Linked DNA regions of Homo sapiens: region 2 is linked to region 1. A link is a contact called in ENCODE Hi-C or POLR2A ChIA-PET data. All regions are on one chromosome and are shown on one strand. The core of a region is the stretch at or near the end of the contact, and the rest is flanking DNA. Distances in the headings are between cores, read along the strand shown. Region 1 overlaps LOC105377941 (a long non-coding RNA gene). Region 2 overlaps CDK19 (cyclin dependent kinase 19).

Region 1 (2,862 bases), core at 270-2,769:
GCCCTGGTTCTCAAGGGGGTGCTGAGACCCATCAAAGGAGACAGCAGGTCAAACTAGGAGAGAAGGATGGTCTGCTTCCCCCTCAGGTTTCCATTTGTTCCATGCAGCAGTTGAGTTCCCATGCATACTTCTGTTTGAACAAAGGGTTCCTCCATTTTAAGAAGTGTTACATATGTTTTGGCAGTTGTGTGCAGCTTTATAATTGCCTTTCTGGGAGGGGACATGTTTATCTTCTCACCCCATCATGCCAGAAGTGAATGTTCAATTCAATTCTTGTTTATAGTTTCCACCTCTCTATTGAGACTCCCTGTCTGTTGAGTCATTGTCATTATAGTTTTCTTTAATTATTTGAACATATATGTAATAGCTGCTTTGAAGTCTTTGCTGAAACTAACTTCTGGGCCCACGCAGGGTCAATGAGTACTGCTGGTCCCTCATCTGAACCTCATATCTCAGGGTTCAGTCAGCACATTCACTTCCTGTGGTCAAAACTTCGTGGGAGACCACATCATTGTTCATAACCACTTTTAAAATTCATCATGAGAAATCCCTGTCCAAGGAGAGAAACCTCTGATGATGGAACAGCTGAGGAGAGATGACTCTGGGCTGAGAAAGAAGTATTAAGCAGGGCTGGGTGGCCTGGCTTGGTGGTCCGGGCCTTCTGGAGGCACTGCAATGCTGGGCATCTCCAGGAAGAAAGAAGACCCCTCCCACTAGCACTTCTTCCTCTTGCCAGCAGAGAGAGAGGATGCAGCGGGCCTGGACTCAGAACATAGGAGCTGGAAAGACACAAGACTCTCTGGCTTCAAGCTCAAGAGCTGATGAATTCATCCCACAGTCAGGATGCCATGGGGGCCTGGGATGGGTTAGACATACCTAACTCCTCAGCCAGCTTCTGGTCCCCTATTGTGCTTGTGTCCACCTTGTATACATCTGCCTCGGCCTTTCCTTTCCTGTCCTTTCGTGGCTGACCCCCACCGCCCCTGCATCTAACAACTCTATTTAGTTAAACACTGCCTATATTCTATCTGTTTATAGTAGAGGCCCTCAGCCTGGGAGCTACTTGTGAATATCTTCTCTTTGATCTATTGACAGCATAACCCTCAGAGAGTCATGTTATTTCTCACATTTCCAGCTCCCGAGGGCCTGTGTTTGCGTATCTGGGTACAGAGAAATTCCCCATCTTGATGGCGAGCTCTGGAGGGCACAGCACAGCTCTGGTCAGGAAGATCTGGGTCCCAGCCCCTCCCTGGTGCATGGTGTGTATGCCCCTCGGTGAGCTCTTTGGAGCCCAGTGTGTATTAAACTGTGAAAGGAAGACCACAGGGCTCATGCCAGGGCAAAATGAGCTAAGGATCATCCAGCATCCAGCTAAGATGTTATTGACAAACATGATCACCTTTTCCTGTCTCTTCATGGCAGGGGCCTTATTTCCCGTGCACCCCTACATCATCTAGCCCAGTTCCTGGTTCTCAGTTGCTGCTCAGTAAATATTTATTAGGGGAATTACCTGATGCTGGTCTCTTCTGCTTTTTTAATTGGTGGCTTTCACATTGTGTTCAGTGCAGTTTTAGGAGTTCTGACGAGGTGCCTGAGGGCCCAAGTGGGCCAGGGTGGGTGAAGCCAGCAAGGGTAGGTGAGAACTGATAAGAGTGGACAGTGGGGGAGTGGGATGAGTTGGGCTCTAGGCCTGCCCCTATGTTCACACTGCTAGTTTGCATTTAAATTGGTATAGGAATAATATTTTCTTCCTTGAAGAAGGAATTCTGTGATTTAAAGTTTGAAAATAGGCTGGACATGGTGGCTCACGCCTGTAATTCCAGTACTCTGGGAGGCCGAGGTGGGTAGATCACCTGAGGTCAGGAGTTCAAGACCAGCCTGACCAACATGGTGAAACCCTGTCTCTACTAAAAATACACACAAAAAATTAGCTGGGCATGGTGGCACACACCCATGATCCCAACTACCCAGGAGGCTGAGGCAGGAGAATCACCTGAACCCAGGAGGCTGAGGTTGCGGTGAGCCGAGATCACACCACTGCATTCCAGCCTGGGTGACAGAGCAAGACTCTGTCTCAAAAAAAAAAAAAAAAAAAAAAAAAAGTTTGAAAATAACTGCCTATGCTTTGAATAGTTTAGAGGAGGAATTTAATTTTATGAATGATGCAAATGTCTATCTCCATCTTCATTGTCCCAAACATTAGCCATTACAATTAAATTAAAAACTCAGTTCTAAGTTCTTCAGCCACACTGTTCATATTTCAAGTACTCAGCAGCCACATGTGGCTACTGGCTACCACTTTGGGCAGCACAGATATGAACATTCTTATCATTAGGTAACTGCTCAATGTGTTCATCTTGCCTACTACCCAGAGAGAGCAGATTTTTCAAGACAGGGGAATGGCAAAAGAGAAGGAGTTTAATACACAGAGAACTGGCTAAAGGGGAGATGGGAGTTTTATTATTACTCAAATCATCCTCCTCGAAAATGTGGAAGCTAGGGTTTTGCAAGGATAGTTTGGCAGACAGAGGACTAGGGAATTGGTACTGCTGATTGGTTGGGGATGCAACCATCGGGGTGTGGAAGCTGGTCCTGGTGCACTCAGTTGGCTTCTGGGTGGGAGCCACGGAAGAGTTGCTGGTCCCGGTGGGTCCATCTGGTCAGAAAGGCAAAAGCTTGAAAAGACATCTCTAAAGGCCAATCTTAGGTTCTACAACAGTGGTGTTATTTACAGGAGTAATTGGGGAAGCTGCAAATCTTGTAACCTCTGGAATAATGGCTGGTAATCATTTAGCTATGCCTACATGGTAGCAGAGTTCAGGCCCCTCTCATTCTCCTAACCTGGTGAGCTTCGATTAGTTT
Region 2 (2,845 bases), core at 29-2,528, 64 kb before region 1:
AGGTGACTGTGGTAATGGCTACTGTCAACATATCTCTGAGATATATGGAAAGTTAGAGACCTAGAGGTATAGATTTTGGTGCCATTAGCATATAGAGGATTTTTATTTTTATTTATTTTTTTTTTTTTGAGATGGAGTCTTGCTCTGTTGCCCAGGCTAGAGTGCAGTGGCGCGATCTCGGCTCACCACAACCTCTGCCTCCTGGGTTCAAGCAATTCTCCTGCCTCAGCCTCCCAAGTAGCTAGGACTACAGGTGCGTGCCACCATGCCCGACTGATTTTTGTATTTTTAGTAGAGACAGGGTTTCACTATGTTGGCCAAGCTGGTCTCGAACTTCTGACCTCGTGATCCACCCACCTCAGGCTCCCAAAGTGCTGGGATTACAGGCGTGAGCTACCGTGCCCGGCCTATCGAGGATTTTTGAAACCCCAGAATAAAGTAAAATAATAACTTTTAAAAACCGTTATTCAGAAGTGAGCTTGGCATGTTTTGGAGTATTTATTCTAGTTTCCTTCAACTTCTGTTCTTTCTTTCTTTCTTTTTTTTTTTTTGGAGACAGAGTTTTGTTCTTATTGCCCAGGCTGGAATGCAATGGCATGATCTTGGCTCACCATAACCTCCACCTCCCGGGTTCAAGTGATTCTCCTGCCTTAGCCTCCCGAGTAGCTGGGATTACAGGCATGCGCCACCATGCACGCTAATTTTTTGTATTTTTAGTAGAGGTGGGTTTTCTCCATGTTGGTCAGGCTGGTCTCGAACTCCTGACCTCAGGTCATCTGCCCGCCTTGGCCTCCCAATGTTCTGGGATTACAGGCATGAGCCACTGCACGCAGCCATCTTCTTTTCAAATTGGGAACTTGCCTCTCAGAGGACACTTATACCTTACCCCATAGCTGGATGGATTATGAGTACAAACCACTGGCAATTTAGCTCATTCACTTATTTGTTTACTCATTCAACAAATATGTATTAAACACAGTATGTACCTAGTTCTCAGCAGACGTATAAAGTTGTGACAGAATGACTCTCCCTGCCCTCTAGGAAGTTGCAACCACAATGATCAGATTCTCCATATTTTAAATCATCTACTATCTAATCAATGAAGTTGTTTTAAGGGGTAAGCAGTTATGATAGACTAATGCTATTAGCAAATAACTGCTTAAGAAAAAAAGAAGAAAAAGGCATAGATTTTACTCTTAGGTAGTTCTTTGCCCTATTTGTTACAGTGCAGAATCTTATTTGTTCAGGGTAAACAATGAAGAACAGTGTAAAGAAAGGAGCATGAACTGAGGGTTTTTTCCTGGGAATGTATGTTTGTATCAAATGTGAGGAAAGTTGTGTCACCACTAACAATATTTAAATAAAAGTATAGTTGTAGCCATTAATATCAAGCCGGCACTGTTCATTGTTTCAGAAACTACTCCAATTGATATTCTGATTGTCTCTGTTCCTATTATTCAGGATTGTAGACAATTGTGTTTGTCTTTTTCTCTCTTTATTGGTACTGATAAGAGTCATATTATGAGTTTCATATTTTTGTCCCAAATGTCTTGGGGTGGGAGAAAGCAAATGTAGTAGGAAGATTGTGTATCTTTAGGCTGTGCTACTCATAATGTGCCAATTAACTGAAATATATTTAACCCTGTGAAAAAATTGATTCTATAGAAGGAAAAAGCAAATCTGGAGTACATGTTAAGTATCATGAATATAAATTAAAGCATTAAGTAAATTCTGCTAAAATGCAGATATTTCAGGAGTAGCTTCTGAGTAATCATATTACTTATCACATTATTTCCCTGACTTTTGCCTTTAAAATACAATTTAACTAAAATGAACCCTGGGCATTGGTTTATCTATCTGATTTTATTGCCGATAACTTAAATGTGAGGCATCCAACTCTTGCCATTTCTACTGTTTCTATGGTAACCAAAGTGTGCAAACCCAGCAGTATCACTTTCTTTCACAGCTGGCATTTTGTGTTCACAGTAAGAAGAGGAGTTTTAGTAAAGCATAGTCTGTGTTACTTGGGATGTAACTAGGTCAGAACAATTTTGGTATCCTTTCTTCATCCTTTTAGGTTTTTTATGTGGGTGAAGGTGTGTATGCATGAACTGTAGTTTTCTTTTTTTTAAAAAAGAGCATATACTTTCACTAAAATTAATCACCATTAGTCTTTTGAAAATTAAGCATAACATCTGCAAACACAACTTAATATAGAATCTTGAGGATTGGATGGAGTTGCCCTGAGACTTGACCCATAGCCTTGTATACCCTTGAATATTTCCATTAAGAAAGATGAAATGATGGATGTGAAATGCTTTGAAAAATTAAACACACTTTGATGGTGATTATATTATTCATTTTGTTATTATTCATATTTTGAAACATCAAGTATCTTGAGACCTTAACATTTATTTACTTGTTCTAAAGGGAACAGGCAATCCCAGTAAAGAAATGCACATTTAAAAATGACTTCCTTCTGCAATTCCAGGTCTTAACTTGACTACAGGAGCCCTTCTCTGTGGTTACTGCCCAAGCTCTAGGTTCTGTTCTCAAACTGTGCAAAAGAGCTCATAAGCTACTACTCCCTTAAACGATGTCACTGCCTCTGCCCTCATCTCAGACTTTACATGGAGAGTCCACACTTAGAGCTTCCATAGGCTTCAAGTATGTTAAATCAAAGGTATTCTCTACTAACTTCAGTACTAGAAAAGAGATATTCCTCCTTTCTCTCTCTGTGTCTTCATTCCATTGTGTTGCTCATATTCTCTGTTTCGACATAGTGTGACTGCAAGAACTTCTATCAAGAGATAGCTGAGTGATCTAAAACCACCTTCCTGTACTA

The links. Hi-C counts contacts between places; a loop is a spot of excess contacts on that map. ChIA-PET counts read pairs that join two places held with the same protein, here RNA polymerase II (POLR2A). Pooled maps may share reads with other maps.
Region 2: a pooled map shows a loop between it and region 1 (3-fold over the local background). The contact joins two enhancer-like sites. A Hi-C loop is called at or near these places in 1 of 37 single-sample maps with no recorded cell type and 2 of 50 pooled maps. POLR2A ChIA-PET finds 5 or more read pairs at or near these places in 5 of 52 experiments (OCI-LY7, WTC11 and activated T-cell).

What each region holds. Positions count from the first base shown.
Region 1 is chr6:110,588,673-110,591,534 of GRCh38, reverse strand. LOC105377941 (a long non-coding RNA gene) reads right to left here. Exons shown (of 4, transcript XR_942866.3): 4 at 2,439-2,656. Among named protein-coding and RNA genes, the nearest start is that of SLC22A16, 110 kb to the right of the region's middle. RefSeq lists an enhancer at 613-672. Within about 2 kb of position 1,519, at least 3 of the 41 ENCODE cell types and tissues checked have a DNase peak (open chromatin) inside an H3K27ac peak, as active enhancers do.
Region 2 is chr6:110,652,649-110,655,493 of GRCh38, reverse strand. All of the region lies in intron 4 of CDK19 (cyclin dependent kinase 19), which reads left to right. Among named protein-coding and RNA genes, the nearest start is that of CDK19, 160 kb to the left of the region's middle. Within about 2 kb of position 1,278, at least 3 of the 41 ENCODE cell types and tissues checked have a DNase peak (open chromatin) inside an H3K27ac peak, as active enhancers do.